Regions from separate parts of the Homo sapiens genome. Here region 2 is linked to region 1. The links are chromatin loops, found by intact Hi-C in ENCODE. Cell type or tissue: GM12878. All regions are shown on one strand. Each heading gives the region's core, and the rest is flanking DNA. Links, peaks and the distances in the headings are about the cores only. Region 1 overlaps LINC01033 (long intergenic non-protein coding RNA 1033). Region 2 has its middle 54 kb from the start of FST.

Evidence for each region. Hi-C counts contacts between places; a loop is a spot of excess contacts. Peaks named below come from ENCODE experiments on the same cell type or tissue, not always from the same donor. Only the 100,000 strongest peaks of a DNase experiment are listed, where the experiment ranks them.
Region 2: a loop joins it to region 1, with 3.0 times the contacts of the local background. A loop is called at or near these places in 2 of 110 quality-filtered maps.

Annotation. Positions count from the first base shown.
Region 1 is chr5:54,412,294-54,429,127 of GRCh38, forward strand. LINC01033 (long intergenic non-protein coding RNA 1033) reads left to right here. Exons shown (of 5, transcript NR_126379.1): 5 at 2,729-2,832. Among named protein-coding and RNA genes, the nearest start is that of HSPB3, 35 kb to the right of the region's middle. In GM12878, for the core only: a CTCF peak has its summit at 7,560 (motif pointing left); no DNase peak of the experiment used is centred there.
Region 2 is chr5:53,418,571-53,435,404 of GRCh38, forward strand. No RefSeq gene overlaps it. Among named protein-coding and RNA genes, the nearest start is that of FST, 54 kb to the right of the region's middle. RefSeq lists a silencer at 3,929-4,223 and an enhancer at 7,449-7,743. In GM12878, for the core only: a CTCF peak has its summit at 7,630 (motif pointing right); a DNase peak (open chromatin) is centred at 4,176.

The DNA.
Region 1 (16,834 bases), core at 3,608-11,607:
AACAGTCAACAGAGAACCAGATATTCAAAAAGCACCAAAGTATCACCCTTAAAATAACAAGTAATTTGCTATTACTTGTTTATAGCAAACGGAGGAAAAAGTACCCTTTACCATGGAGAAATATGGCTATTATCACTAGGTAACTTACTATCTGATTGTCCCACTATTAATGATGCTGTGTGACTTCTGAGGTAATGCTTTATAAATTATATGACAGCACCTGTCAATAATATTTAAGAGATAATGTTTAAGATGGAAATGGAATCTAAAGGCTGGATTAGATTCAAGTTAAAGGAAATTCAAAGCAGAGAAGAACAAATTAAGGTACACTTGAACACATTCAGAATATGGGACAGAATAAGACAGCTGTTCTGGTCTCAAAAAAAAAAGTTAATGACAAGGAAAAAAGGAAGAGGAGCTAGGTTAAGGGACTAAACAGGCAAAACCAATTCAACATGGGATTCTTGAGTGGATTTTGGTTTTTAAAAAAGCTTTAAAAACACTTTGGGTTAATGGTGAATTTTGAATATGGAATATTCAAATATCAGGCAGGGTCCTCGCAGGAAACCGATGGCAAACTCAAAAGAACTTAATCATGAATCAGTTAAAGAAGGGACTATTGAGGGATGTAGGCAGAGCTAATGGAATCAATAGGGGGTGCTGAGGCACCCAGGGCGCAGCAGGGAAGCTGTCACCAACTGCTGTTAGACCCAAAGGAGCAGGCATGGGGGCAGTTATGAGTGTCTAGTCACAGCTGGAGCTGCTGAACAGAGTACAGCTTCACAAGGGATACAGTGGCAGATGCAGCCAGTACCGGACAAGGAACTCAGCAGGGAGGAGCAGAGAGAGTATCCCAGCCACTCTCCCACCCTCTGATCTCTTGCCAGGGCTCACCATTGGCCTCTGATGCCTTGTAGGTGCCTCCAGTTGGCTGACCCCAGTTGGAGTCCTGGCCACCCATGGCAGTCTGTAGAAATAAGCCTTTTGGAGCTGAGAGCAAAACAGAAAAAAGTGGAGAATGCATCTGGAGGTAGAAGGCAAAGGGAGAATAAAGCACGACAAGTACAGAGTAGATTAGAGAATTACTGTTGATTGTTAGATGTAATTGTCTTGTGAGATCAGAGAATGCTCAGTTTTTTTGTTTTTTTTTTAGATGTACATTGAACTATTAAGGAATAAAATGTCATAATGCCTCATTCATTCTGAACTGATTCAGCAAGAGAGACAGATAGATAAGTAGGTAGATAGACTAGATATACAAAGCACATATAGACACAAGCTTTTTTCTTATTTATTGCTACCAACTTCATGCATCCAGCCTCCAATCGTGTCATGCCTAAAGAAACAATCCCTGCCCCCGTTTCTTAGACCCAGTACCTGGCACATGATAAACGATAAAAAATAAGTTCTTACCCATGCATCCCTTTTTCAGTGGGAATTATACTTCTTGGCTGCCCCCTACACACTTCTATTATAAAGAAATTTATATTGTTATATTTTTTCACCACAAGAAAAATTATCAGGTTTAAAGAGGGGGATTAACTAATGATAAAGGTGTAAACAGTGCAAGAAGACTTAATTATTCTTAGCGTGTGTGTGGCTAACAACAGAGCACTAAAATGAGTGAGGCAGAAACAGATAAAAGTGCAAGGAGAAATAGATAAATCCAGTATCATAGCTGGAGAATCCAACACACCTTAATAAGAAATGGACAGATCCAGCAGGCAGGAAATCAGTGAGGACATAGCTGAACTCAGTAGCAGTACCAATCAACTAGATATGATTGATATCGGTAGACTGTTTCACCTTACACATTCTTCTCAAGCTCACATGGAACATTCACCATAATACACCACATTCTAGGCCATAAAATGCACCTTAACAGTTTAAAAGACTAGAAATCACACATCTGCTTTCAGACCACATTGTAATTAAACTAGAAATCAATAACAGAAAGATAGAGGCCTCAGCTCCTGCTGATGAAAAAATAATAACTGAAGGATAGCTAGAAAATCCCAAATACTTGGAGATTAAGAAACACTCTTCTAAATAATATATGGATAAGAAAAAAATCTCAAGAGAACTTAAAAAATGTTTCAAACTAAATGAAAATGATAATACAACTCATTAAAATTTGCATAATGCAGCAAAAACAGTACTTGGAAGGAAATCTATAGCATTGAATACATAAACTAGAAAGGAAGAAAGATCTACAATAATCTAAACTTCTATTTTAGAAAACTTAAAAATAAGAGCAAACCAAATGCCAAATAAGGAGAAGAAAAGACAATGAAGAATTAGAGCAGAAATCAGTGAAATGGAAAATAGGAAATTAATAGACAAAATCAAAAGTTAGTTCTTTAAAAAGAATATTAAAATTGGTTACTCTCTAGGCCAAGAAAAAAAGAGAAGACACAAATTAGAGTTGTCCCATGATATCCCTGGGGAATTGTTCCAGGACCCAACATGGATACCAAAATTTATGGATGCTCAAATCTCTTACATAAAATGGCACAGTATTTACATATAGCCTACACACATCTTCTCTCATGCTTTAAATCATCTCTAGATTACTTTTAATACCTCACACAATGTAAATGCTATGTAAATAATTGTTACAATGTACTGTTTTAAAATCTGTATTATTTTATTCTATTTTTATTTTTGCTTTTCAAAAAATACTTTTGATCCATGGCTGGTTGATTTTATGAATGGGGAACCCATGAAGATGGAAGGCTGGCTGTACTAATATCAGAAATGGAAGAGGAGAGACATCACTAGAGATCCCATGGATATTGAAAGGATAATAAAGGAGTATTATGAGCATTGTTATATTTTATGTCTCCTATAAGCTGTAAATTCCTACATAGCAAGAATTCTGTCTTACTCATCCTTTAACAACTACTGTGTACCTTATAATGTTTCATAAAATATTATGATTTGGTTTTATTATTCACAAAAGAATGCTATAAGAGGTGAAAAATGGAGAGGCTAGAAAGCATAAAAACAAGTTACATCAGGTGGTAGAGCCTGGTTTAAGGGTCAAAGATAAAAGAAGGGAAGGTTAAGGGCAGGGCTTTAGAGGGAGAGAGGATAAACACAGTTTGATTAAATGGCTGATTCAGCCGGGTGTGGCGGCTCATGCGTATAATCCCAACACTTTGAAAGGCTGAGGCAGGAGGATTGCTTGAGCCTAGGAGTTCAAGACCAGCCTGGGCAACATGGAGAAATCCTATCTCTACCAAAATACAAATACAAAAACAAAAATTAGCCAGGTGTGGTTATATACACCTGTAGTCCCAGCTGCTTGGGAGGCAGAGGTGGGAGGATTGGTTAGGTCTAGGAAGTTGAGGCTGCAGTGACCTATGATTGCTCCACTGCACTCTAGCCTTGGTGACACAGAGAGATCCTGTCTCAAAACAAAAACAAACAACAACAACAAAAAACATATATATATATATATGAGGTTTATCCACAGTAAAGTTCAGTCTAGGGTTAATAAAAGATTCTAGGGTTCACTAAGACAAAGAGTAGTCGCAGTAGCAGAGCCTTGGGTGAAGCTAAGGTCCCCAGGAGATCTGGGATGTCTGTGAGGAACAGTGAGGCTTAGTCATTCAGACAAGCCAGCAGAAGTGAAGTTTAGAGAATGTGGATGGGCCTCAGGCTCTAGACATCAAAACAAACAGATAGAAAAGGCAGAGTGTAGAATCCAGACAGTGAGGCTCACAACAAGGTATGCAATTCTGCATAAGCAGATTTGAGGGGACACCAACTATGGACTGATGTAGATAAATATTTCTGGTAATTCCAGTTAGTGATTCACTCTGAACTCACATAGGATAGTATCTCTTCAAAGGCACTTGTGTTGTAATTAAATGCACACATAAGACATAATGCTTATTGAGCCCTTAGCATGTACCACCCACTCTTATGCATACTATATGTTTAAACCATTTAAACTCACACCAACCCCCTGGGGGTAGGTAGTATTATTATCCCTGTTACAGATAAGGAAAGTGAGAAGTAGGAGTTAATTGGTCTCATGATCCCCTACAGGCTGGCCTTCCAGAAAAAGGAGGTAACTTGCCCCAGGATACCCTGGAAACCAATCAGAATGAATTGCCTTAAACTCTGGCTTGTAGCCCAAAGCAAGGCTTGCCCACAAGTCTTGCCAGTATGTGGTTGAACAGAAATTAGAATCCAGACAGCCTGAGTCCTTTTCTTGCCAGGCAGGGGCTGGGGCTTCCCCAACCATGAAAGTTCAGGTGGTAGATCCTGCCACTGCTTTGCACACCAGCTCCCTGGTGCTAACCTCAACTGCCAGTGCTGAGCTGGAAGGATAGGGCTGGAGGCAAACTCCTACCCCATCATGTTGCTGGTGTATTCCATCCTGGTATTGGTCACACCAAGGAAGGGCCTGGACTTTCCTAATCATGCAGCTTAAAAGCAACACAAGGCAAGGCGGGGAGTCCGCTCTCCTGAAGTCTGACATCCAGGAAGACCAGATTGCTATGTGCTGTCTTTGACTTACTTGGAGACTCACACACCTACACTAGTGCCCCCTTATCTGAGGGGGATGCATTCCAAGACCCCCAGTGGATGCTTGAAACCATAAATAATACCAAACCCTACATATACTATGTTTTTTCATATATATACCTATGATAAAATTTAATTTATATAATAGATTAGGCAGAGACTAATAACAATAACTAATAATAAAATAGAAGAATTATAACAACATACTATAATAAAAGTTAACGTGAACATTGTTTGTCTCAAAATATCTTATTGTATGTAATATTTTTGGACTGTGGTTGTTCATAGCAAGTGAAAACTCAGATGGGGGAGGGTGGCATACTGTATTTATTTTCCTGTATCCATTAGTGTTTCCCAGTGAACACTGCACCAGGAGGTTGGCCATTTGTCTTTATTTATACATCAAACTAAGGCATGGAGAATAAGAGCTTGGTAAGGTCATATAGCCAGGAGGTGGTTGAACTGAGATTCAAACTGAGACAGTCTGAGTCCAAATTCTACCACCTCTTGTGTGTGACATTTAATGGATAGGTGGGCTTTTGTAACCAGTGTCTCTGCCTTTCTCCATGATTCACAGCACAGAAACTTGTGCATACATTCTCACTTGATATCTGAATGACTGTAACAGTGATGTAAATTAACAAGGAAGGGAGATAGCCCTGATTTAATTGGAAATCACTGACAGAGCTCGCCCAGTAAACTCTCTACAAACAGAATACAAATGTTTTGTATTTAATTGCTAAAGTGTTTTAAAATTGAACTCAAATTAATAAATACTTATTGTATCTGTCAGTTAAACGAAACAACCAATAAACAACCAACTCTGTTTTCTAATCAAGAGGGACTGATCCTTTAAAAAAAATAGGGTTTAAAAAAGATGATATGATCAATGTAAAATTGGATTATAGACTTTTAGAGTCTTAAAAGATGAGAAAAGAGATAAAGATGAATAGATATGGAGTAACTAGGATAAGACTCTCTCACAAACTGGACCTTAAACAGATTTAGGAAGAAATATAGGATTAGGATAGAGAAAAAGAAGAGAAAGAATTGCCTATAGGCATAATAAAAAGCACAAGTGTATCAATCAACACAGGGTATTGTGGACCAGTGAGGAAGGATCATGATCTAGACTAGGGGATTCATGTTGGAAACAGTGAGACAAGTTAGAAAGGATAGGATGGGACATATTATATGGTTCCAAACATAATAAATGAGCACTTGAGCTAGAAAGTAGTATAATGTTCACAGGTGGTAAAGAGGTATAATGAAAAAACTATACTTCACAAAAATTAGTGGTGTTCAGTGGGTTGGAGAGAAGACCAATTAGAAGGTTATCTGTGGAATTACAACAACCCAGTGAATTGAGCTGATGGAGAGAGATGCTCCTCCCACTACCAACACTCAAACATAAGGCAAAAATATTTATAGGTGATGAGTAATGATGAAAAAACAAAAGAACAAATGATAGATGACATGAAGAATGGGAGTAGGGAAGACCATATTTAAGACTCTGAGGTCATTAAATGATGTAACATGTTTACTAGCCCAAAAATATATACTAAAAGAGTAGAAAGAAAACAAAAAATTTCCAAATCAGTAGCAAGGATCAAGAAAACAATCCAAATGGAAGGAAAGAACAATGTCCCTTGGAACATAACAATAGAACATAATATGAACAGTACCTCCTTCTATGTAGTGTAGATATTAAACATAGGGTGGGAAGTACACATATCAATTTCAAAATAGTGGTTTAATCTGAAATTGTTAAACAGAGAGGGAGGGAAGCAATAGAACTGAGAGAGCGTTCAAAAGCCTTTTGTTGTATCTGTAGAGTCTTTTATTTCTTAAAAATACAATCGTATACCACATGATAACATTTTGGCCAATGGACTACACATATGACATGGTCCCATAAGATTATAGTACTGTCTTTTTACTGTACCTTTTCTATGTTTAGATATATTTACATATACAAATACCACTGTTAAATTGCCTACAGTATTCAGCACAGTAACATGCTGTGCAGGATTGTAGCCTAGGAGCAATGGGCTACACCATGTGGCCTAGGTGTGTCGTAGGCTCTACTATTTTGGTTTGTATAAGTACACTCTATGATGTTCACACAATGATGAAATCACCTAACGATGCATTTCTCAGAATAAGTTTCTGTTGTTAAGCAACCCATGATTGTATCTGAAGCAAATATCTATATCTCCTTATTAAACCTTAGGGTAAGTACATAAATTAGAGAATAAGTATATTATTCTCTAATTTGCTATTGTATTATATATAATATATGTATATGTATACTATGTATATATTATACATAGTATACATGTATAATATACATATATAGTATATGTATATTATATAATATACATATAATATATATAATATATAAAAATATATAATATATATAATATATATAATATATAAAAATATATAATATATATAATATATATAATATACAATATATATAATATATATAATATACAATATATATAATATATATAATATACAATATATATAATATATAATATATATTATATATATAATGTTAATATATAATATATATAATTATATATATATAATGTATACATATGTTATATACATATATAATGCAATAGAAAATTAGAGAATAATATACATTTGTGTACTTAGCCTAAGGTTTAATAAGGAAATATAGATATATTATACTATATTATATATGTAGTATAATATTTGAAAAGCTATTAAAGTAATTGAAGCCTGAGGTGAAGGCTCTAGTTTAATGTTGCACAAGAGGGAGTCCTCCAACATGACTTTCTGCACCTCCATCCCTGGCAGAAATCCCCTAAATAATATCCATGGAGCTGGTGTGGCAACTAGATATGAGGTTACACATTCACCAAGTCTCAAAGATGTGTACCTTCTTACTGTTACTAACAGTTTAAGATTCAACAGTCAAGCTCTGTACCAAAAAAGACAAGGTCCAGGGGATTTATTCTGTAATCTGTTTATAGTGCCCTCTAGTGGCAGCTCTGCAGAGATCTAACGCAGAACTCACTTTTTTTGTGTTGAATATTAACTTTGTATCTATTTTTCAATGTATTAACATAAATTGGATTTTGTTTTTGTTACTAAGCAATATGAGTAATTCTTAACTTTAAAATTGTATTATTCATTCATTACCTACAGAGAGAAGATCATGCTGTTTTTTTTTGTTTGTTTGTTTTGTTTTTTTAATTGATCATTCTTGGGTGTTTCTCGCAGAGGGGGATTTGGCAGGGTCATAGGACAATAGTGGAGGGAAGGTCAGCAGATAAACAAGTGAACAAAGGTCTCTGGTTTTCCTAGGCCGAGGTCCCTGCGGCCTTCCGCAGTGTTTGTGTCCCTGGGTACTTGAGATTAGGGAGTGGTGATGACTCTTAACGAGCATGCTGCCTTCAAGCATCTGTTTAACAAAGCACATCTTGCACCGCCCTTAATCCATTTAACCCTGAGTGGACATGGCACGTGTTTCAGAGAGCACCGGGTTGGGGGTAAGGTCATAGATCAACAGCATCCTAAGGCAGTAGAAGTTTTCTTAGTATAGAACGAAATGGAGTCTCCTATGTCTACTTCTTTCTACACAGACACAGCAACAGTCTGATTTCTCTATCTTTTCCCCACATTTCCCCCTTTTCTATTCGACAAAACCGCCATTGTCATCATGGCCCGTTCTCAATGAGCTGTTGGGTACACCTCCCAGACGGGGTGGTGGCCTGGCAGAGGGGCTCCTCACTTCCCAGAAGGGGCGGCCGCCGGGCAGAGGGGCTCCTCACTTCTCAGACGGGGCGGCTGCCGGGCGGAGGGGCTCCTCACTTCTCAGACGGGGCGGCCGGGCACAGACGCTCCTCACCTCCCAGACGGGGTCGCGGCCGGGCAGAGGCGCTCCTCACATCCCAGACGGGGTGGTGGGGCAGAGGCGCTCCCCACATCTCAGACGATGGGCGGCCGGGCAGAGACGCTCCTCACTTCCTAGACGGGATGGCGGCCGGGAAGAGGCGCTCCTCACTTCCCAGACTGGGCAGCCGGGCAGAGGGGCTCCTCACATCCCAGACGATGGGCGGCCAGGCAGAGACGCTCCTCACTTCCCAGACGGGGTGGCGGCCAGGCAGAGGCTGCAATCTCGGCACTTTGGGAGGCCAAGGCAGGCGGCTGGGAGGTGGAGGTTGTAGCGAGCCGAGATCACGCCACTGCACTCCAGCCTGGGCAACATTGAGCACTGAGTGAACGAGACTCCGTCTGCAATCCCGGCACCTTGGGAGGCCGAGGCTGGCAGATCACTCTTGGTTAGGAGCTGGAGACCAGCCCGGCCAACACAGCGAAACCCCGTCTCCACCAAAAAAATACGAAAACCAGTCAGGCGTGGCGGCGCGCGCCTGCAATCGGAGGCACTCAGCAGGCTGAGGCAGGAGAATCAGGCAGGGAGGCTGCAGTGAGCAGAGATGGCAGCAGTACAGTCCAGCTTCCGCTGGGCATCAGAGGGAGACCGTGGAGAGGGAGAGGGAGAGGGAGGGAGGGAGGGGGAGGGAGAGGGGGAGGGGGAGGGGGAGAGCAAGAACCGATCATGCTGTTTTCTTTAGGTGGGTTAAATCTTGCACATTTGCATAGGTAAAATGTTACCAATGTAACACTTTAGAAATTCTGTGCTTCATGAAAAGTCCCCGGAGATTTGCCGATGCCTTTATTTTTAATATATTTGAACCTCAAGGAAAACACTGAAATAATATGAAATAATTCTGATGAGGTTTCCTATACTTATCAGTTGTAGTTGTCTGATGATGTCAGTCAAAAACCCTATAGGGTAATCAGTCATCATTTTATTATATGAAACTTGGCCACAAAATTACTTATTTAATTTGAAACTAGCAGCTTCTTGGCCAGTGGTTTTTAACTGGGGATGCATGTTAGACTTAGCTGTGAAGTTTTACTAAAATGTAGATATTTAGGACTCACTCTAGACTTGCTGAATCTCTAATTGATATTCTTGAAATATTCATATTGGTATAGTCTTAACATACTCTTGGTATATTTTGTCTCAAGATTATTACATGTAAAAATTATTTTCATTCTTTTTAATCAATTGTAACACATACTGACATGGAAAACTGGCTAATCATAGTCCTTGTAGACATTGAAAATTGGCTAGTTGTCCCTATAGACATTTTGTCTAAAACTTTTATTTTGCATGCCACAGAAATAACCAAACTTTCTTGTCAGTTGCATTATTCTTGCTATGAACGCTCATCAGGCCTTTCACTTTGAAAATAATCAGTAATCAACTTACCACGTTGTTTTAAGACTTTATCATCTACAGATGGGGTGTGTTTTCCTCTAATGCTTTCCTGAAGACTCGGCAATCAGCTACCCTCCAGAGTTGCTGCCTTCAAATAATGACTACCTCAGAAACTGATGGAAAAGAACTGTACCATGTACTTTTAAACTATTGACACTTCTAAAAATAGACTCTTTCATATAGGCTTCTGTGCTTAGCAACTTTTAGTCTGTCCCTGAGGATTGAGTCAGGATTTTCAGAACTCTAATGGAGAAGCAGAAGGCTTCATAAAACTGCTAACCCAAGCTACCGCAGAACAAGAATTAATTACATAGGAATGAATGAATGAATAGAGGGATGATTGAAGTTATGTGTTTGGAATATTGTTGATATTGTTTTAATGCTGTATTTTCTGGATATATAAGGAAATTCTTTCTTAAGCTATCTGTAACCCCATAACTCCTTATCCATTTGCTTTTGTAAACAGTAATAAAATATTTTTAAATAATATATTTTTCTCACTGACCCTTTCCACCTACCGCTTGAATTCACAAACTATTATCAAGTATTCTTACTTTTCATGGCAATATACTTATTAGCAAATATTCAATAAGAAACTGTTCTTTGTTTACCAGACCATAATTGGAAAAATTGGTTATGTAATTAAGGCCTTGCCTGGAATGTCATATTTGGGAAAGATGTTCATTTAATCAGGTACGATCAGACAATTTTGAGGAACTAAAGAACCAACACTAGGAAAATTCTCCCAGGGAAGCTGATGTGGTACCTGGCTTGTAGGCTGTCTACAGGTAAGTAAGGAAGATCAACGCTGGGAAGGACAGGAAGGGTAGGGTATTTTAGGGAACTCAAGGACAGAGGAATTTGCTGATTATAGATGCTACTGGTAAAATCAGGTAGAGAGAAATTCTTCAGCTTGGCTAAGAACCAAAGCCTTGAAATAGCAAATAATAAAGGCTTTTAAAAGTCCATCTGAGATCCCTATGGTAACTTCCAGAAAAGTAAACTTAAGAAGACCCATATCATAAAGTAATATTCTTGTTGCTTCTATGTAAAAAATCAGGCAAACTTACATGGTTTTTCTTATAGTTTAGATGTCATCTATGTTTGCCGGGCGTTAACATTCTGATTAAGATTTATGGTAAAAAAATGCTATTAATATGGTTTCTATTTCTTCTTTATAAATGATTTATCGTAAAATTCCTTAGTTCATTATTTAATATGAATGAGAAGGAAAGAAGAATGCACTCATTCCATTTTCACACCCTTTAGGGAGAGACAGCGTATATAAGGTGGAAGGGAATTAGAGATGGTGGAGGGGAATATTGAGTCTAGGAAATTAAAGAAAGAAAATGACAGGTTAAGGTTGGATTTCAGAAATATCAACACACTTGGCAGACATTCTGAGAAAACAATATTGTTGCCCCAAAGAAGTGTTTACTCATAATAATGATTTGAGGTAAATTACATTTTCACCTACACAAATTATCTATGATCCATTTCTTATTCCTTCTAGCATTTTTTTCTCAAATTCAAAAAAGGAGGATTGGAGAAAAAAAATAAGTTTTGAATTTGTTCACTGTACCTCACAGCTCACTTCTGGCCATATCACAGTCTTAAGCATTTTCATCTGCTTTTTTGTGAGTCCCCTTTACTTAACTCATCACAACTGGTTTTAATTACTTGGTTAATGGACCATATTGCATCCTAGACTATAAGGTAATAAATATATTTTGTTCAAGACAAAAAAATGAAATGACATTCAAATGTATCTAAAATGGAAGTAACTAGTTCTAGATGGCATTTGCTCCAGTAGGTTTTGCTTTTCCTGATTCACTGTTTGCACCTCCACGTCCCCACCCACCCCATGTAAGAGTAGGGGACTATGCCTAGAAGTACCGTGATAGTGCAGTTGGCACACACGTTTCATGGGAACTTCTGGAAATAAAATGGGTGGCAGGGGTGGAATATGAGTTTAAAATACACACTCAGAACTGATTATTTCAAACCACCTCTTACCATCTGAAAATTGGTTTTGTGTGTGTATTTTAAACATACATTCCCCCTTATTTTATTTCTAGAAGTTTTCACGAAATGCCTGTGCCAACCGCCTGGCATTTTCCTCCATTTTCATGGCACTTCCAGGCATAGTCCTTTAATCTTTTTTTTTTTTTTTTTTTTTAGATGGAGTCTTGCTCTGTCACCCAGGCTGGAGTGCAGTGGCATGACCTTGGCTCACTGCAACCTTCACCTCCCGGGTTCAAGCCATTCTCCAACCTCAGCCTCCTGAGTAGCTGGGATTACAGGTGCCCACCACCACACCCCGCTAATTTTTGTATTTTAAGTAGAGACGAGATTTTGCCATGTTAGCCAGACTGGTCTCAAACTCCTGACCTCAAGTGACCCACCCGCCTTGGCCTCCCAAAATGCTGGGATTACAGGTATGAGCCAGTGCACCTGGCTGAGTTCTCTAATCTTATATGGAGTAGTTGGAGATTGGGGGTAAATAGCCACTTCACAGTGTAGCCCAGTGGTTAGGAGCATGGACTGTAGGGCTTCACTGTTCCCATCCCTGCACGTTTCCTCCCTGCAAGCAAGCTATTTAAACTTTCTGTGCCTCCATTTTCTATTCTGGAAAAGGTCGTCGTAAAGCCTAAGAGCAGCAAATGAAGAGTTTCATATATGGCCAGCAACACATTAAGCACTTAGAAGCTAGCTACTGTTATTATTACTACAAAATTATTTTTAGCCACTCGGAAGACATCATTCTCTTACAGAGTTCCAACTGAAGTGTAAAAGAAATAGGAAGCCATAATACAAGACATAATAAGAAACGGCAAGGTGGTAAGCTTCAGATTTGGAGGTCAGCTATATTTCCTGTCTTCTTGGTAGAAATTAGCATTAAGTTTTAGAAAAATCAGCTTTTGTTTACAGAAATTGCAGGATAACAAGTGATTGGGCTGCTTACCTTTAACCCTTCAGTGTTGGAGGATGCTCATGTCTAGAAGTTACAGCTGGGATATCTGACACTGTTAATGAGCTTCTCTTCCTGAGAATCCTAGGAAGCCTGGTGCCTTCTGAGAGCCCCAGCAAAGGGGCTTCCCCTTATGTCATGTTTCTCTTTTTGGCCTCCACTCACTTCAGATACCACTAGAAAGGATTTAATGGGCTATTAGTATCTATTTCTTTTCCACCATGCTTTTCTTCCCAGGTATTTTCTATCCATGCCCATGTATTGGATGGGCTAACACAAAGCCTCCCCTTTCTTATAAGCTGCTATGTATCGCCAGCCTCTGGTGCTCCCTTGCCCAGAGAGAAGCAAAAACCAGTCAGCGTTTGAGAGAATTGCCTGCAGCTGACTTCTAGGCTGGGCACTGTCAACCTTAGTTACTACTTTCTTTCCAAGAAGCATAAGCAGATATCTTTTTCTAATGTTGTGGATTTTAAAAATATGTAGCATGTTAATCTTTTGAAGCTTTGAAAATTAAATTGTGTTTTTCCTGCTCACTTTTCCCATAGGCCACTTCTCTTGGTTTATATGATAGGAAGGGAATTGATAAGAGAATCCTGAGTTGCTGTCACTGTATATGAGTTTATCATCTCCTTCACAGTGGGCACTTGGCTCATCAGCCACAGAATATCCAATGTTCTGAATCAACAGCCTGCAGCAGGATGGCATCAACAGAAAAATCAGGCTGACATGCCCACAAAAAAACCACCCTTTCTCCAAAAACTATTGGAAACAGCCTCTTTGAGTCCTCAAAAGCAAAAAATATTGGGGACCAGACACGGTGGTTCACGTCTGTAATACCAGCACTTTGGGAGTCCAAGGTGGGTGGATCACTTGAGGTCAGGAGTTCGAGACCAGCCTGGCCAACATGGTGAAACCCCGTCTATACTAAAAATACAAAAATTAGCTGGACATGGTGGAACACACCTGTAATCCCAGCTACTCAGGAAGCTGAGGCAGGGGAATGGGAGAATGGCTTGAACCCGAGAGGTAGAGGTTGCAGCAAGCTGAGGTCATGCCACTGCACTCCAGCCTGGCCAACAGAGCTAGACTCCATCTCAAAAAAAAAAAAAAGAAAAGAAAGAAAAAAAAAGAAAAAATTGACTTTTCTTTCCATTGAGAAGAAATTGTTTTTGAACCATGTGGGCAGGGGTATAATTCCTCCACTGTGCTTCACTATGCTTCTGGTTGTGTTATTGCTGGTCCCATAGCTTCAAATTATATAGGTGATTTGCATGAAGAAAGGGAAAGAAGAAATTTCTCTGGAGGGGAAAGACGGTGGTAAGACCACTACCTTCTTCATTTCCCTTTTTTCTGGCTCAACCTCAGAAACTAGGTCTGATTTCTGGATTTAGGGGTGTTAGGCAGTGGTTGAAAGAGCTGTTGAGACTCTGGGGTACAAAGCAGTGCCTTCTCCAGTTTTATAGGGCCAAATGTCACCTCTGAGCAGCTGGAGAGATGTTTTCTCTATTTCTGTGGTATGCCATGTATATAGTGTTTGGGGAGAAATAAGGCCAGAAGTCACATGGCCCCTTCAGCATGTGGAGGGATTTGCAGCTGTGGAACCCAGGAGTGCTCAGGAAGTGGGGGCAGCCTCGCTGAAGAGCTAGGAGCAGCAGACATCAGCAGGAAGAGCAGAGGATAACATCAAGAGGAATCGTGCCTGACACCACCCTGCATGTCCAGGGTTATTTCTGGGAAAGCCAAAGCCTAAGGGGTATTGGGTTTGCTCAAGACTCAAGTCACCTATGGGTAGGTGGTGGCCAATAATCCGGCAAAGTGGGGCTAAAGACAAACTAGACAGCTTGGGCATGAGGTTTGAAAATAGGAGGTCTGGGATGTTTGGGTTACAGTCAAAAAACTAACATGGCTTTAGCAACTTCACTGAACCAAGTCATAAAATTTGTTTCTCTTTCGTGGCTCCAATACTTTGGTGCTCTTAGTACTCTCCAAATATAGATCAGAGATGCAGGAGAAATCAACTTTTAGCAAGCTGAATGAATGATCTTCTAGTGATTAACTCTTCTCTAAGTTTTAAGTGAAAAGCAGCAGGCGTCATGGTGAGTGTGAGTATCCTGTGTTGAACTGGATCATTCGTGTAGGTTTGGGGAGCTCTAGTGAGCATTATGGTACCTTTCTTCCTGGAACACCAAGTTTTAGGCAGTAGCTACAAGTACAGCGATTAGTTACAGAAAGCAGTTATTAGCACACTTGCTCTATTTTACTACCACTTAAAAGCAATTAAGATGGAGAAAATATAAGCCAGACTTCTCATTAGAGGTTTAGAGAATATGTTAAACAAAACTTTACCTTTCTTCCAAAACCAGGGAATTGTTCCTATTATCAGATAGAAGTGAAGTTTCTATGCAAAGAAAGCTGAGATACTTAGTCCATTGTTCTAAAGAGCATTTTTTCTTTTAGTGGTCCAAGAAATGTCACTAGTTTCCCCAAAAAGGTCCTCTGGTTAAATACTGGTAACCAATGAGTTAAGTAATGTTAAACCGGTTTGATTACTGACTTTTTGAAGACTTTAATATGCCCACATATGTGGTCTGATTCCATGATAGAGGAATGTGAATACGCACCTCATGGACAAATACATTCAGGACGCTGCCAGTACATTTTGTAGAAGGCTGGTGCTCTAGAATGTAATTTCAAAAATGCCAGGTCGGACGCTGTGGCTCACTCCTATAATCCCAGCACTTTGGGAGGCCCAGGCGGGTGGATCGCCTGAGGTCAGGGGTTCAAGACCAGCCCGGCCAACATGGGGAAACCATGTGTCTACTAAAAATACAAAAATTAGCTGGGCATGATGTCAGGCACCTGTAATCTCAGCTACTGGGAGGCTGAGGCAGGAGGATCACTTGAACCTGGGAGATGGAGGTTGCATTGAGCCGAGATCACACCATTGCACTCCAGTCTGGGTGACAAGAGTGAGACTTCATCTCAAAAAAAAAAAAAAAAAGTCATATGTGATAGACATTGAGAAGCACCACCTAGGTCCCCTTTCAAGGAGGACTTGCTGTCCACCTGCAGGCAGTGTGACAGCAGACTGTTTCAGCTGTCTGCTTCTTCACACTCTGCCACCACTGCAAAGAGCACCTTGCCCTTCCATGAGCAGTCCATCTGGCGGCTGAGCGAGGTGGGTATAAAGGACCTGCCCTCTTATCCACCCACAACAGTAAATACTTGCTCCAGAGCTCCCCAGGGGAGTGGCTAAGACTTGTCAGGCCCACATCACTTCTCTCTCTGCCCAATCTTTCTTTCTCCCTTTCCTTTCACAGTTGTTTATCCCCAATCAACAAGTTGGACCTCAGACTTTGTCTCAGTATCTGCTTTCATAAAACCCAACCTGAGCCAGTACTGAGATTAAAATATGTAGGATTACTCTTTTCTATGAGTGAGGATTCCTACATGTCAATTTTACTTATTTAACATTTGTTCATTTCAATGACATAACCAAGCATTTGTTACCTAGGCTGGTTATAAATGGAATACTTCCTATAATGAATTGTTCATTTACTGTTATCTAATACAATTAATTAATGTTTCTATTTTAATATATTTCAAGTTCTAATATTGCAATGTCTAATGTACAAAAATTTGTTGAACTCAGAGTGGTTGAAATACTCCACATTTGTAAAAGTATATACTACAGTAAAATTAGTACTACTAACTGAATAAAACAAATACAATCTAATGGAAAGTATGTCAGTTGATTGACCAACAATCCCACTGGTTGAACTAAAAGAGGTTTCCTTTGAAGAAGTTCAGAGTCTTAGAAATATTTAAGGATGTGAAGAAAATTTCTAGACATTTTCAGAACATTTGATTCCATTAAATGTTGATGGCCCATATACTTCTAATCCTTCATGCTACTAATAGACATAGCCATAAAAAGAGAAAAAGAAAATAATCAATTTGATTAGTATTTAGATTATAAATGAAACAAAAAGGAGGAGAAA
Region 2 (16,834 bases), core at 3,299-11,298, 990 kb before region 1:
CCATCACAAAAGACTCTACAAACCCAGGATTACCTCATCCCAATAGAAACAAAGGGGAAAAGGGAATTAGGCTGAAGGGAAAGCTAAAGTAAAACCATCTTCAGCGATTTCAAAGGGACTCAGAAATAACAAAGTATATTTCTTTCAAGTAAATGTGCCCTTTTTTCAAAAGACTACTGTGGCAGTCCTAAAAAATGCCATTAAATGCAAAGCATAGAAGAGAGAGATCATTAAAATTAAAAATCAATTAAATTCTAAAATTTAATTTGCCTAAATCAAATTAAATCACCCAAGAGAAAACACACAGCTACTTGAGAAGTGCATATAAAATTGCAAGATACTCCCGTCTCCTAAACAGCTAGTTAATCACTGTTTTCCAACTGACGTAACAAGGATGTGCTTGCGTGTATTGTTTACAAGACCAAATACATGATTAATAAAAAGACGTAGTTTAAAACACCCTCTTTTAATGTTTTTGTTACACAAGTGGACCCAGATTTGTGATTAAAACTCATCAGAGAAGCATGTGAAAAAGTGGTATGAATCATTACTGATTTCCTGCCTTGCCCCTTTCCAAAGAAACTCATCCTTTCCCCCAATTGAAAACACATAAAAAGTTGACAGTTATAAAACCATGTAGTAAGACAGCAATTTGTTTTTTAAAAATTTTTTACTCTCTAATACAAAGCCTTCTTCCCTAAATGCTAATATGTGACTTAAGTCCTTCCTAGAGGTACAAACATGATTCATAGTTTAATATAGCTAGAGATAATTTTAGAAAGAGCCCCTTTTGTTTAAATGAATGTGAAACCTTTTGCCAAGCCTTGAAACTGCTGCCTTCATTGGCATGTTGACTTGTAAAAGGTGAGATAGTCTTTGGTAGCCTTAACTAGAGTCTTGTACGAGGAAAAAAAAGAATGACTCAAGGATCTCAGGAGACTTTTTTTTACCCACATTACTGTGGTCCTACTGTCTGATGAAATCCAAGGGTTGTTCAAGTACAAAACAATTTTCACAACTTCACAGGATGTTGAAAGATCCATTTCCAAGCCTTCATATCCAGGAGTCCTTCCCAAACTAACATTCATCGTTTTGCCTTTTTTTCCTTTCATCCAGGTGCTCTGGGAATTAGTTATTGAATTCATTTTCTCCCACCATTCCCAGCCCCATGACTACATCCCCTTTATAAAGTGTAAACTATACCACTTTGGGGCAAAACGTGAAGAAAATGTCTCTTTGGCCTCCCTGATCTACGCTTTTAATATTTCTTTTAACGTTGCTCTTTTCTTCCAGGAATCTAGCACCATGTGCTGGGTTCTGTATTAGTTATGTATTGCTGTTTAACAAATTATCCAAAAACTTAATGACTTAAAATAATAATTATTTATTACCTCACACAATTTCTGTGGGCTAGGAACTTAGCTTGGTGGGTTCCGCCTCAGACTCCCTCAAAAGGTTAGAGTCAAAACGTCAGCTGGGGTTACAGTCACTGAAGGTTGCATTGGGGCTGAAGAATCCACTTCCCACGTGGCTCACTCACATACTGCTAACTGGTGCTGGTTGCTGGCAGCAGGCCTCAGTTCCTTACCCCAAGAAACTATGGGGCTGTTTGGGTGTCCTCATGACATCGCAGCTGGCTTCCCGTAAGAGAAGTTGATCTGAGGGATCTCATAGAGTAAGGCAGAAGCCTCTGGAAGTCACACTTAGGAGTCATTTCCACAATGTACTATTGGTTACTAAGGTAACCCTTATTCAAAATGGGAGAGAACAACACAGAGTGTGACTAACAAGAAGTGAGAATCACTGGAGGTCATCCTGGAGGTGACCACAGACCCTAATGGCCCAAGGTCTTCCACCCTGTCCCAGGCTGCCTTTGTCCTGGCAGTCCTCTCCAGATGGCCTCCCCAACGAAAGCAAATCTTTCATGAGTGTATTCTGTCAGTTCCCTATTCTTTACTAAGGTAATGCTGCTGATCTGTTACTGAAATTTTGCTAATGTGCTCAGAGAATGCTGCAGGGGAAAAGTGTAGCTTTTTGCACACATTCTCCTTCATCAGCAAATAAAAGAGTCAAGGCCTTGACTAAACACTGATTCTCAGGGTGGAAGCACCAGGTCTACTATAAACAGATGGGGAAATGTCCTATTATTTAGTCCTGGAAAATTTCACCATGTAGGCATATACCTGCTTCAACAACTCCTAAGTCTGAGTTTATAGGGACAATTTGGACAATAGGATTATTCTAGTCACAACAAGTTTTTACTTCAGCTCTCTGACTATTCCCTGTGCACACTTATGCATCCTCAGAGCCTGGCAGAGACCACTCAACAAATACTAATCTCATGAAAAAAGGAAGGTCTAGACAGACTTCATAGTATTGATAGAGATACACACCTGCTTCATAGAAACTCAAGAGGTACAGCTTCAATAAAAAAGAACAGAGGAAAAGCAAAAGAAAAAATCATTGAATACACTTTACATCAATGCAACCCAGTTACTATCAGAAAAGAACAATTAGAAGCAGAGCTCTCTGAAATTAAAAAAGCGAAGAATGGGATTACTTCATTCAAGTTATGTCTTTGAAATTAAAAACAAAAGAACTACAAACAGTAATTGTTAGTCAGAGACTAATAATAATAATTTCACTTACTGAGCATCTAACTTGGGCCATGTACATCATACATTATCAATACCTCTTTCAACAACCCTGCAGGGCAGATAGGTATTAGGATTCTCATTAGAAAAGGAAAAACAAACATGAAACAAATGGCTAGTTTAGAGAGGCAGAACAGGGATTTAAACCCAGGTTTGTCTGACTTCAAAGCACAACCTTTTCTCCAATGCCACACTGACTAACCTGTTGTCTTTAACAACAACATAAAAAAAAAAAAAAAGAAAGCAAAAAAATAACCAGGCTCACTGACTACTACCAATGGAAGTTAAGGTAGCTCTTTGACTCCTCTATCATCTACCTGGGCTCATGGGTGCAAGTATTATCAGATTGGCTCAGTGCCCAATCACAGGCCTGCTAGAGCCAGGGACTTGATATGGTTCATCCCTAACTGTACAATGCTCTTTTGAGGGGTGTGGAAAAAATACAACTGGGTTAAGGCTCCCTTAGCACTAAAGTCTATAAATTTTGGGGATGTATACGATTTGACTGGACAAGGGCAGAGAAGAAAACAATGAAATATTTACATTTCTTTAAAAACAGTAAGTTAAATTTATTCTCCCCTCTGTTTGGTGTATAGATATACCCAAAGGGTCCATTTTTCTGTACATCATGATTTTTTTATTCTACAGCAACATTCATCTCTATATGAGAGTTCCAAACTGTAATAAAGGACTTTAATGGGAAAGAGAAGAAAAGGAAATTATCCTCCATGCTCACATATGGCCACCAACCACACAACCTTCCAAGAAAAAAATCATCTCTAAACTACAGATTTCGTGTTTTAAGGATGTTGGAAACAGTGTGCTGAATAGCATCATTTGACTACTCAGTGCTGGACAACACTAAAATTCTAATGAAAGGAAAAAGCAAAAAAAAAAAAAGAAGAAATTCTCTTCAAGAGGCTTACCATTAAACTCGTAAGCTATTCGATCCTTCATTGCAATCAGTAAGAAATTGTAGCTTTTTATTTCTTAAAATTTCATAGCTTTTGAAAGCATTTCTATTTTCTTGCTTGTCATTGAAAACTTGTCTTAAAATTCAAGTTAGGTAGGATTTTAGTAACTTCCACATTTCAGCTTTGTCCTGGCATTGTGGAGGATGCCAAGAACTCTAAGATGTGTCTCTTTCTTTCACAATCCTGGTTCTCAAATTTGAACACGCACCTGAATCATCTGGAGAGCTTGTTAATTAAAATACAGAGTGCTACCCCCTACCCCTGGAATTTCTAATTCTGCAAATCTAGGGTGGAATCTAAGAAATTACAGGTCTAACAAACTCTCAGGTGATGCTAATGTTATGGTCCAGGGACCACACTTGGAGAACTTCTGCTGGAGAACTGAGTCTCTAGTCCTGGTAAAGAAGCAAGACAAAAACATGTATGAAGTAAAGGAATTGTATGCAGCAGCATAAGCTCAGAAACCAACTCAGAGAGACAATTGCTGTAAGAACTCTCAGGAGGGAGTAATCCCACAGGCAGAAGTCATCAGAAAGGAAGTGAGACTTGGCAGGTTCTCACTGAATGAGTAGGAAGACGAGGAAGAAAGGCATCACAGACCAGTGTACATGTGTTGTGTTCACATAGCAACCAAGCCACCATAAGGAGAGCTTCTCCACTGGCCAGCGGTTTGAAAAAATATACCAGGGCAGTGCGTGCAGAGAACCATCAAATAAGACTAAAGGATCAATGGGCCTTAGGAACCACTGAAGGTTGTATAGTGGAAGGGTGATTGTTTAGGGAAGATTTAGTGATGTTTTAGTGAGGATTAAAAAGCAACAACATACACATTGGATTGGTGCAGGGAGAAACCAGACAGAGGGAGGGTGCCAGCTACAGGGCAAATGCTATGATCCAGACAAAAGCTTGGATCCAGACAAAAGCTTGAGAGAGGTTGAGGCAATGGAAATCCTGAGAGAGAGACAGACCAAAGAGGTAGAGGATTTAGTGACTTACCTGATACGAAGGCCAATGCGACGGAGAGAGAGGGGAGTCAAAGTTTACTGAGGTTATGAACCCTATGACTGGGAGGAAAAATATAACAAAACATTTCATTCTGTTGAACTATGCCCAAGTAATTCTGCTGACAATATGATATCACAAGGTACTGACTTTTAGGGAGGAATGGGAGAGTCTATTTTGGCAAGTTTCAAACTTTCCCTAATCTTACAGGGTCAGGATTTCAAGTCTGAATCTCATTTGTGTCCAAACCCATTTAAACTCTTTAATAAGTGATTTCCTGTTTTAAAGAGGAAAAATGTATATTTTTAAAATTATTCAAAGGACTTAAATACTTCTTAGACATCAAACAAGTCTCAAGAAATAATATTTTGATGATTTAAGTAAAATTAAACAAAAACATATGGAATGAATTTCTTTCAAACATACATCATGTTTAGAAAGTGAGGGTAAGACTGCTTCATAAAATGAATTTGCTGTTCTATCAAACCCAAAATGGCTGAAAAACTCTTCAAACATTTACAATTCAGCCAGATTTGTCCTACCCTGACTTCTATGCTATTGAATATCAGAATCTTTCAAGGTCATTTTACTTTTTTAGTCAATGAATCATGACATTGGTTTCTACAAGATGTAATATTTATGGACTGTTTTGACATGTGTATCAGCAAAATAAGAGAATTCAGTTGAATCAATTGAATGCTCTGATGAGAGGTTCCATACACTTCCAAGATTGCCCATTGCTGACAGTAACCTATGATCGTGGTTTTCACATTTGGCAAGAGAGACTGTTCTGAGCAAACCCTCCTCCCTGAGGAGCTATGAGGAAGCTGACTAGCTTGCTAACTGTGGCCCACCTAGCATCTTTACCACCAACCTACACACACAGAAAGAGAGTGAGAGAGCAGCAAAGATGTATTATGGCTTTTGTGTCATACTCATCATACTTTATTTCCTTTCAACAGAAACTCCATTACCTTCGTCTTAGATTACGGCATCCCCTAAACCCTGTAATTTATCTTCCCATACCCCTCATTGATTCTAGCCTTGTACTCTGTCAAAGCATGGCTCCTCCTCTGCAAAAATACGTAATAATGGGCTATTCATTAGACAAACAAATCTGTGATTTTCTTCACACCTGAGCAGGAGAAAGAACTTTATGGGTCACTTGGTTCAGCCCCCTTATTATCAGCCGAGTGAAGAGAGCTCCTCTATGGGACACAGCTGGTCAGTAGCCAACCCAGGATTAGCGTGCAAGTCTGCTAATTTCCCATCCAATTTTTTCCTCTTTACACACACTATCTCTTGGACACCTGCTTTTTACAAATGACTGCATTACTCCCAAGTGACTGTTCTTTTTCTTAAGACAAAAAGGAACCATTTCCCTGGCTGATTGATTGTTCATCATTTGCTCTCAACTTTCTGCAAAACTATCTCAGTTAAAACATTTATGGTCATCCTTCCTAGAGACACTGAGGGCAGGGGAGGTATTGTTGGTCAGAAGAGCACTTCCATGGTGTTCATATCATATTTCATGATTTACTACTGCTGACTCAACTAATGCCTAAGGCCATATCTCTTCCACATAACTACGCTCAGTTTAGGATGGTGATTTGCAACCAGGGGATATTTCTGCCCCCCAGGGGACATTTGTCAAAATCTAAAGACATTTTTGGTTTTTACAACTAGAGCATCCTACTGGCATCTAGTGGGTAGAGGTCAGGAATGCTGCTAAACATCCTACAATGCATAAGACAGCTCCCTGTAACAGAATTATCCAGCCTCAAATGACAATAGAGCCAAGTTTGAGGTCATGTGTTAGGAGAGGGGGCTGAAGTAGACATTAGTACAAGAATTTCAGTATATCGCTAGGTTTCAAGATAACAGCTAGATCCTTCGGTCTTGGAGCATTCATTCAGCAGCTATCATGTGCCAGGCATTACTCTAGGTACTGCTGCCAAATTTATAATCTGATTGTCCTCCTGCCTAGATATTAGAAACATAGAATGCTGCAGCCCTGAAAGATTCTGACACAGTGAAAGATAAGCGTCTTCAGCCAGATATGTTCCTAAGCCTACCACATTACAGACAAATAAAACGCTGAACCCGTTGGAAGGCATGGTGTAGTTCACTCATTCCTGGGATCAACAGCAGCCATTTGGACCTGGTGGAGAACTTTCAAAGATGAATGCGGTGTCAGTGCCCTGAAGCCATCCAAGAACAACTAGACAGGCATCTGTAAAGAATGCTTTGCAAAGTGAAAAACGGCCACGTGGTTTCTTTTGTTGCTGTTGTCATTGTTCTGCCAAGTGAAAAGCAAATGATGCTTTAAATATTTCAAGAAAGAAAAATTTCCCTTTGATACTACATCTTACTTACTTTCACCAAAATGTCATCCTGTTAGGCTGGGTGCTATCAGGGACATATCAAAAGCCTCTTTTATCAGTGTTATTTCTACTTTGAACATATTCCTTTAATTTAAGTCAGTATGGCTGGTTTGTATTAAAATATTGGAAAGGTTCTTAGGTTTCAGACTGATAGTAAATCCATAAAAAAACAAATGGCTTTTCCATTTCCGGGAAATCTAATTAAATGTTGTGAAAACAAATGTGCTCTGGTGTGGCATATAATGGAATAATATCGAAGAATAAATCTTGGGTTTCTGTTGTTTGGTAAGCTCTTTGAACTCTGGAGAATGTGAGAAAAATACCTTCCCAAGCTAGGGATCTGGGAACAGGGAGATAAGGAATGACAAATACTCTCTCAAAACTACTCCAGATTCTCCACACCATAGAAACCTAAATCAAATTAACGGAAGACCTCTAACATAGCTCTCCTGCCGGGTGGCAAATTTTGTATCCAAGAGGTTTTCTCCTTATAGTCCCTACCAGAATCCTCAAGTGAAAAAAAAAAAAGAAAGAAAAAAGAAAATGTGTCTCAGCCCCTCCCCCACTACCACCACCTCACACTCAATCCAACTTGGTAATGGTGGATCCCACCACAAGATGGCGGTCATAGTTTATCTTTGTTTTCAGTGCTTATCTCGACAAAATATTTGTGAGGCTCAGTGGTGGTGCTTCAGGGGTCTCTTTGAAAGTACATGGGGTGTTGTAGTACTCCATAATCTACATGGGTTCCTTTCTTCCCAGCCCACATGTGATCTAAACAAAAACAAAGTGTTCGCTGTGTAAACACAGCTTCCAGGGAAATCCTCTTCCAACCAGAGGGCTGCTTATAAACCCATTCTATAACAGAAATTTGATGCCAATAGGTAGGATTTCTATTTTTTACCGAAAATAATTCCTTGTGACTTTTGTCTCACCATTTACAAGCTTTTGCATGTACTATCATATTTCATGGTTTATCATATTTCTGACACCCTCCCCCTGCCCTGGGGCCCCTTACTTAGCACCGTTTCAGAGCCAGAAAGGAGGCCTGTTGAGCTTCTCTGTACTGACCTGAGCAATAAATCCTGCCCACCCCGTATCTCCTTTCTGGCCTGTATCAAGGGGATTGTGCTTTAAAAGAAATAAGCCTACCTACTCTTCTGCCAGCCTAAATCCAAGGGGAGATCACTCTCAGTAAGTTTCATCCACCCATCTTGCTTTCCAATTGAAGAAGAGAATTAATTATCAGTGGCTTTTGTACAAGTTGACTTTTATAATTTACCATCAAGATGTACATCTGCCCTTTTCCTGGACATAAGTCAAGCACTTACTATCCTACTAATTCCCCCAAGTCTCTATAGTTCATCTTAAACTGCAGCACTGATGTGTTAAATTACTTCCCTGACATAACTGGCAGATAGCGATCTCAAATCTCTGGCAGATAGAAATCTCATTGTGAGCCTCTTCAGCTGGAGCGGCCTCCTCACCTAAGTAACATCACAGTTGCATCCTGTCTAGTCCTTTCTCATAATGCCACTTGGTGCAGCTGTGTCTGTGTGGCTCTATCTGTGTAGGTCTGAGTATGGCTCCTTGCATGTGTGTAGTGAAAGGTCATGGAAGCTGTCAAACAACTCTGATCCAATTGAGTGACAGCATCACTGCAAGTAAAGACATAGTGGGAAAAAAAAAAAAACATTCAATATTGAAATAATTACCTGAAAGACTGTTCTTAGTTCTTTGGCCTTCAGAACTGCTATAAGTAGTAATTTCTGACTTAAATATGTTAAGAGGCATATTTAAGCATAAAACACTAAGCTAAAACATAGTAAGCAACTTTCAATATATTGCGGGTTTGCTACCAGAGAGTTGAACTTTTATGCTATTTTCAATCTTTCTCCCTCTGAGATGACTGAGCAATCCAATATTCTTAAGTAGGCAGTTTGTCTAACATGACAGTATGAACATCTTACTGCTTTTATTTTCTTTGCAAATCTGCATTCCCTCCAACCACCCCACCCTTAGGAGGGCAGGGACTCTATATTGTACAACTTTGAGACATCAACACCTAGTGTGATGCCTACATAATGTCAATGGATGATAAATGCTTTTTAATTAAATTAAACAAATGACTCTGCAGAGCTCTTCTCAATTAAAAAAAAAGTTTATAAAACTGAGCAAAAGATATGACCAAAAATATATAAATCTCCACTAAACACATAAAAAGAATTTCACCTATACTATATATCAGGGAAATGCAAACCAAAACAATAAAATATTTTTCATCTATCGGACATCATTTAATTTAAACAATTATTGAAATGTTACATCTTGACAAGTAGAAAGGACACTCATAGTATAAATTGATTCAATTTGACATTGTCTATCCAAACTTGAAATGTGCATACTCTTTGATCTAGTAATTCCATTTTGAAGAATCCATATGGGAAAAAAACTCAATATGTGCACAAAAGTAGAAGATTCAATAAAGCATGGTTTGTTATTGAAAAAAATTGAGAAAGCAAATGTCCATTAATAAAGAAATGGTAAATAAATAATAGTGCATCCATATGATGCAACACTGAGGCAACATCAAAAAGAATGAGGTAGACTTTTTACTCATTTTGGAAAATCTTCTACATCTAATTAAGGAGAAGAGCAAGTTAACAAATAACAAAGACATAATCCCATTTGTTTTCTTTTCTTTTTTTTTTCCAGAGGGGCCATATATGGGTATATGTGTGCAAAGTAGACTTTATTAAAGAGTACTCAGGTTGGACACAGAGGAAGGGGACATTATAGCAACTTAAATGATTTTGAGCTAAATGTTATTCTTCTCTTTATGAGTCTTAGTAGGATGTTTACACTGACTGCCTTACCTTGTGTAGTGGCCCCCAGCCCCATGCCTTCTCAGTGGTTTTTCTCGTTTCTCAGTTTTTTTTTTAAGTTAATGCGTGTATATATGAAGCTATGAAATGCAATTATCTTTTTTTAATTTTTTTCTTTCTACTGTTTTTGTTTGGTAAATTAGAAGATTTTAATTTGCCTTGCTCATCAGATTCACTCAGCTTGTCATAGTGACTGGAAATACTCAATAATGGCTACATAAATGGATGGATAGAGGAACACAAACAGGCTCCCTTTTTTTCTTAGTTGCCAGAATCTCTAAAGGTGTTTATTGAAGATGGTTTTCACACCTTAGCCACGGAGAATGAAGAGGAGGTATCTGCATTTTAATAAGGAATTATGAAAGACAGAAAGAAAGGAATTTTAGCATGGAGTTTTGTTTGCAAGACACCTTCAGTAAAATATTCACTGAATGAATGACAAATTTCTGGTGTTGGAATTGATATAAAGGAGATATTTAGGGAGATTGAGTCTTTCCAGTATCTTAAAAATAATTATTGGAACAATTCAGGAGGACATTTGTTAAAAGATTTAAAAATCACTTATAATCTATCATTCTTACTCCTTTCTTTCCTATTTTCTTTAATAAGTAATGCCTGGTTACATTTTTGTTTTAGATTCAAACCGTACAGATGTTTGAATAGATAAAAATAAAAGATAAACAACTCTTTATACCCCTATTTCCACTCCCCTCCCAGAGGAAACCATCAGCCAATTAGATGTGTGTTTTTTTCTAGTACCCCCTCTGCATCTTACAGCTATCTATGTACATGTGCTCACTTTTTATTTTTGTCCAGATCTCCAAGGGGAAGTCATACCTAAGAAAATTACTAAGAAATTGATCCAAAATTTGAAACTTATTGTTGGAAGGCTGGTATTAGGGAAATGGTGTTATGTAAATAACTCATAATAACCTAAATTCATGCATGTAGGACTCACACAATGTGAGGACTACTTACATATATCATGAACCACTACCCTCTTAGAAAACTGAGTTTTCAGTGCACTGGTCTTTCACATGCTTTTAAAAAAAAACAATATTTCATAATGGATAGGGATATATAAATGTGGAGATAAAAATTGAGATTAATCAAAAAGTCTAGAGACTTGGCAGTAGGGGAAAGAGAGAATAAGAGAGAAATTTGGAAGAAGGCAGAGAGGCATGCGTAGAGCTAGGAGACCAGTTAGGTGTCTAATAGCCAGGCAAAAGAAGGTGGTAGCTAGGGGTAGAGATGTAGGAAAGTAGACAGACCATGGGGGTATATTTGGTAAGTAAAGTAGAGGGAATTTGATGAGGAATTATGCAGGAAAGGGGAATGTCGAGGATGAAGCCTACATTCCTAGGCTCGCATGACCAAATGGATGGTGTTGACTTTTGCTGAGTCATGGAGCACTGGAAGACAAGAAATGCGGTGGAGGGCAAGCAATGGCGCTCATGAGGTCAATCCTCAATAGACTAAACGGTCTTTCAAACAGCTAACTAGAGATTCTGAATAGGAGCTCAGAACAGCCTCATAGGCTGGAAATGTAAGCACAGAAATCACTGACCTCTAGATGTATGTGAGGTGATGTCAAGTGGGACAGACAGCTGCTGAGTAGAAACAGAAATGAGTGGTGGTGTATGGGGCTCAGAAAACAATACTCCAACATGAAAGCCTTAGAAGCAGCTCTCTCTGACTTTTTCCTTCCCTCCTGCCTCTGGCCCCTCATTTTCCTTGGAGGCTAGCCACAGAAACTAGAATCCCCCTTCCCCAAGGCAGGTCATAGAAGCCAGAACCCCTTTTCTCCAAAGCCAGCCATAAAACCTAAAAACCACTCCAGGTTTTCCCCCACTTTCCTGTGTAAAAACTGGCCATAGATAAATTATCTGACTTACCCTATTTGACTGTAGGTCATAAGATCCCCATTCCAGAAAGAGCCCTGCCACATACACAGAAGAAAGAAATGCATGCTCAGAGATGTCAAGAAGAATCTAGATGAACAAGCCTTACTGGGCTTCACCATTCAGTCTGTTAGCATTAGATCATACCTGTTTTGTCCAATCGCATTTCTACACAACTATCTGTACTTTGTTGAACCTAAACACAAAAATGGACAGTTTTCTCCTGTATCTTTGAGTCTTCCTTTTGAAGGCTCCCATGTCACTTAAAACTATGATCAAATGAATTTTTACGCCTTCTCTTCTATTAATCTGCCTTTTCCCGGTGATTTTCAGTGAGCCTCCAGAGGGCAACGGGGAGGTTTTTTTTTTTTTTTTGGCCCCAACAGGGGTCAGTGACAAAAATTACCCAATTATGACAGAACCAGATCTGGTAACCATAAAGTCCACTGAGATAAGGCCCAACTGCCCTCTAGTGGAATTCAAGCCATTTTAACAGCCTGCAACAAGAAATACATTAAGCTGATTTTCACATGACTGTGAGCAGAAACGCCCGTAGGCTTTCTGTGAAGAAAAAAAGTACCTCAAGGCAAGATGCTTACCTCTCTCTACAAGGCTGTCAATAAAATTAAGTTTCTCTATTAGTGGAACTTTTAAAAATACAGTGAATCAATAACTGAGGTTTTGAAATACCTGTCTGCAGTCTCTTTTCCAAAATTCAAACATCTGAAAGTTTCTAAAAACCAAAACTTGTTTGTTTGTTTTCTAAACTCACTTGGTGGCAAAACCTAACTTGATTTGAACTCATTTGGTGGCAAAATCTGACCTGAATTTCTAATTATTGACTATGTCTGCTGGTCCAGGCCCAGATGAGAGTGTTACATAGTAAATGCACCTCATTGCCTCTTTAAAAAAATCTAAAATATCTTTTAACAAATCTCAACTCTAAAAATTCTAAGTCTCATGTGTCCCTGAGGTTTTTATTTAAAGGATCAGGCAGATTACCAATGGCAGAAGATATCATAACATTCGATTTCTTTTTTTATTTTTTTTTCTCTTGAGACGGAGTCTTGCTCTGTCACCCAGGATGGAGTTCAGTGGCACGATCTTGGCTCACTGCAACTTCCGCCTCCCAGGTTCAAGCGATTTTCATGCCTCAGCCCTCTGAGTAGCTGGGATTACAGGCACCCACCACCACTCCCACCTAATTTTTGTATTTTTAGCAGAGACAGGGTTTCACCATGTTGGCCAGACTTGTCTGGAACCCCTCACCTCAGGTGATACACCCACCTCAACCTCCCAAAGTGCTGGGAATACAGGCGTGAGCCACCGTGCCCAGCCTGAATTTTTAATCATAGGGATGTTCAAAGAAGGAAACTTACCCTGAGTCATTTAAACAAAAACATATGCAGGCTCAAGTTATCTAAGATTCAGCAGAAGTGCAACAGGGAATCAGCAAAATACACAAGTACTAAAGTTTAACTTTTCCAGGATTTGCCATTGAATGGGCTGCCACTGTCCTGATAACGTGTGTGTGTGCATCATGCTTATGAATCAGGAGGCAGGCATCGGCTGTACGTTCTTCACTCTTCCTGAGCTGTAAGCCAAGGCCACGGGTATCCATGCTTTGACATATGCAGGAAATACAAGTGCAGTGGACTCAGTAAGAACCTAAGTCCTAATCTAGTTCTCATCTTCATATAAATCTTAAAATCAGAAAAATCTAGATGAAGATTCTATACCATTTTCCCTTAAGAAATACATAATAAATAATAATAAGCATTTTCTACTAAAACCATGCCAAGGGAAAAATACTGCATGCTCTGAAGGGCCCCTCACTACTTACATGGAAAAATCTATGATAATCTCATTCCTTGTGTTTTTCCAATTGTTGCATGGCCCAGGGCCGGAAGCAAGCCAGGGCAGAAATATCATTGAAAATTTTTATTTTATCTATATGTACTAAAAACAGACTAGTTTAAAATGCAATGCACTCTCCAAAAAAGAAGTACCTTAAATTCATTTAGAATTGGAGACTTTTACATGATGTTTATTCATTCATTCAGCATATATTTATTATGTGGCTCCTAGGCACCAAGAATTGCTCTAGATACAATGAATAAGACAAAGTCCTCCTGATTCATGTATGGGGCAAAGAAGCCAGGTAGCATTATCTGCATTTTACAGATGCAGAAACAAGATTGAAAAACAATAAAGGTAGTAGGAGAAAAAGTTGCCTGCAAGCCTTCTGCCATAAGTCTCTCTCTACTGACCCATGGCCAGTGCTGTGCAGCATTCCCAGAGGCCAAGGCAGACATCAGAGATAAGGCCTAGAACATTTGCAAGGTGAGCAAAGGAGAAAGTCACAGAGTGAGCCAGAACAGATACCTCCTAGCCCCAAAGTGAGAGGAACAACACAATGGCTTCTTTTCGTAAAGAGGAAGGTATTGGGGAAGACTGATCCCAACACCAAACACATCAAAATCCAAACCTAGATTATTTTTAAATCTTCTTCTAGAATGGATAAGGTGGTAATATTCATTTATGACTAGTATAATTATTATGCTTTTCTTCCAGGTTTGCCTTAAGCTGAGCGTTCAAAAAATATATATATAAAGTAATCCTAAGAACAACATATCTTGATTTTACAGCCTTTCTTTTTCCTTGCCAAGAACCCTAGAGCATTTTGTGAGAGGGTATTAGATTCCTAATGAGCAGTAGCAAGATAGGAGGTGTTTCCACAGTCTCTTGGAATTTCGTGAAGAAAGTTAAAGGCAATGAAGAGGTCACCAAAGGCCACAGATCCATTGTGTAAAGTCTGTATTCATGCATATTTTATAGACAGGTATGGTAAGAGTTAGAAATGTTACAGTTCTGTGAGCTTTTGGCTCCTAAGGGATTGAGATGGGCCAAAAATGCAGGTAAACAAAATACCAGCTGAAAATTCCTCTACAAGAATGCTTTGGAATATCACACCTGGATTTTGGCTCCAAGCCACCACAAACAGAGTATTTGGGCTTACTGGCATTGAAACAAGAATATCTGTGGGAGTAATCAGGGGGAGTAGATGGCTTAGGGGGCTGATAATGGGATATATTTTGTCTCTTATCTTCTGGCTCAAATTCAGCCCAGGTGGAAAGTGACTAAAAATGGCTGCCTCATTGTGGCCTCTGGTCTTGGTAATTTCTACTCAGGTCTGGGTAAACAAAGATCCACCTCCCTCAGATAAAAGGCTCAAAAGAGAAACTTGGAGAAAATGTCTAACAGATCTGCCAAGAACTCAATGGGTCATAAAAAAAAAAAAGAAAAATAATAATAAAACCGAAAGAAAAAAGAGAAAGAAATGGGGGAACTAAAGCTTCCTCACCTTAACAGGTGGTTAGAAACTGGCACAAGAGCCGTTCTTGCAGTAAACCCATCTGGGGTCTTGAAGGAGGGCTCTTGTAAAGATGCAGTCAGTTAGGCATGAGAAAGTCAGTAACTAGATTATAACATATAGGGCAACATCTCAGCCTCATGTAACACTCAGGCAGAAAGAGAGGAGACACAGCTAGATTTAATTGAATACCTAATACACGAATGTTTGAAATCCTTTCATCAACTTGCTCATCAACATGTCCTTCATTTCCAACTTTCTGAGCTACAACCATCCTTCTGGGCTGGAGTTTCTCAGCCTCAACAGTGCTGCCATTTTGAGCTGGATAATTCTTTGTGGCTGCTGTGCACATGGTTGAGCAGCATATCTGGCCCTCCCACCAGATGCCAGTAGCAGCCCCCAACTTCCCCAAAACTGTGACAACCCAAAATGTCTCCATACATTGCCAAATGTCCCTGGGGGCAAAATTGCCCTTGATAAGAAGCACTGCTCTCCGATGAGGGACCAAGTAGAATAGTGAAGAGCATGAGCTCTGGAGCCAGCAGACCTAGGTGTAGGTCCGAATTTCACTTCCTGTCTGTGTGGCCTTGGGCAAACTATTAACCACCTTGACCCTCAGCATCCTTATATGGGCCACTATTACCCTGTTGTGGTCTTGGGAAGATTAAATGAGATATACCCTGGCACATGATAGGTGTTCAATTTTCAGTTTTCTTCCCTCCTGTTATCCACGACTCTCAATTTAGAGATATCTTTCATAGTATTCTAACCTCTCTCCTTCTCCTACTTACCATCAAATCTTTTTTTTTTCTTTTCCTCTGGTCTGCCTCCATGGTACAAACACTGAAGTGAAATCAAAAGACTTGGAATTATGCCATAGCTTTCTGCTTACTGGCTACATGAACTTGGACACGTTATTTAACCTGATTTTGGGTTCTCTGATATTAAATCAGTCTTATCATCTTGGTATCTACAAAACTGCATGAGGTTATCTCTTCCCTGCTCAAAAGCCTGATCTGGCCCTCTTTTGCTTTGTGAGTCATGCAAAACATGGATTGCAGGCTCCCTTTTCTTTACTCAACAAAATTTATATCTCACTAAGTTGATTTTCAAACATGCCTAGGCATCAAGATGTCTTGTGAAGATTTTCAAAACAAAACACAAAGGCTCAAGGCCCATCTGCAGAGAGTCTGATTTAATAGGTCCAGTGTGAGACTCAAGCAGCTTTATTTATTTATTTATTTATTTATTTTGGAGAAAGAGTCTCACTCTGTCACCCAGGCTGGAGTGTAGTGGCATGATCTCAGCTCACTGCAACCTCCACCTTCTGAGTTCAAGCAATTCTTCTGCCTCAGCCTCCCGAGTAGCTGGGACTACAGGCGCATGCCACCGTGCCCAGCTAATTTTTGTATTTTTAGTAAAGACGGGGTTTCACCATGTTGGCCAGGCTGATCTTGAACTCCTGACCTCAGGTGATCTGCGGGCCTCAGCTTCCCAAAGTGCTAAGATTACAGGCACGAGCCACCATGCCTGGCACAAGCAGCTATCTTTAAAAAAAAAAACAAAAAACAAAAACAAACAAACAAACAAACAAAAAGCTTCTCAGATGATGCTGATACATGGCCAGGATTAAGACCTACAGTCCTAGACTCTCAATGCAG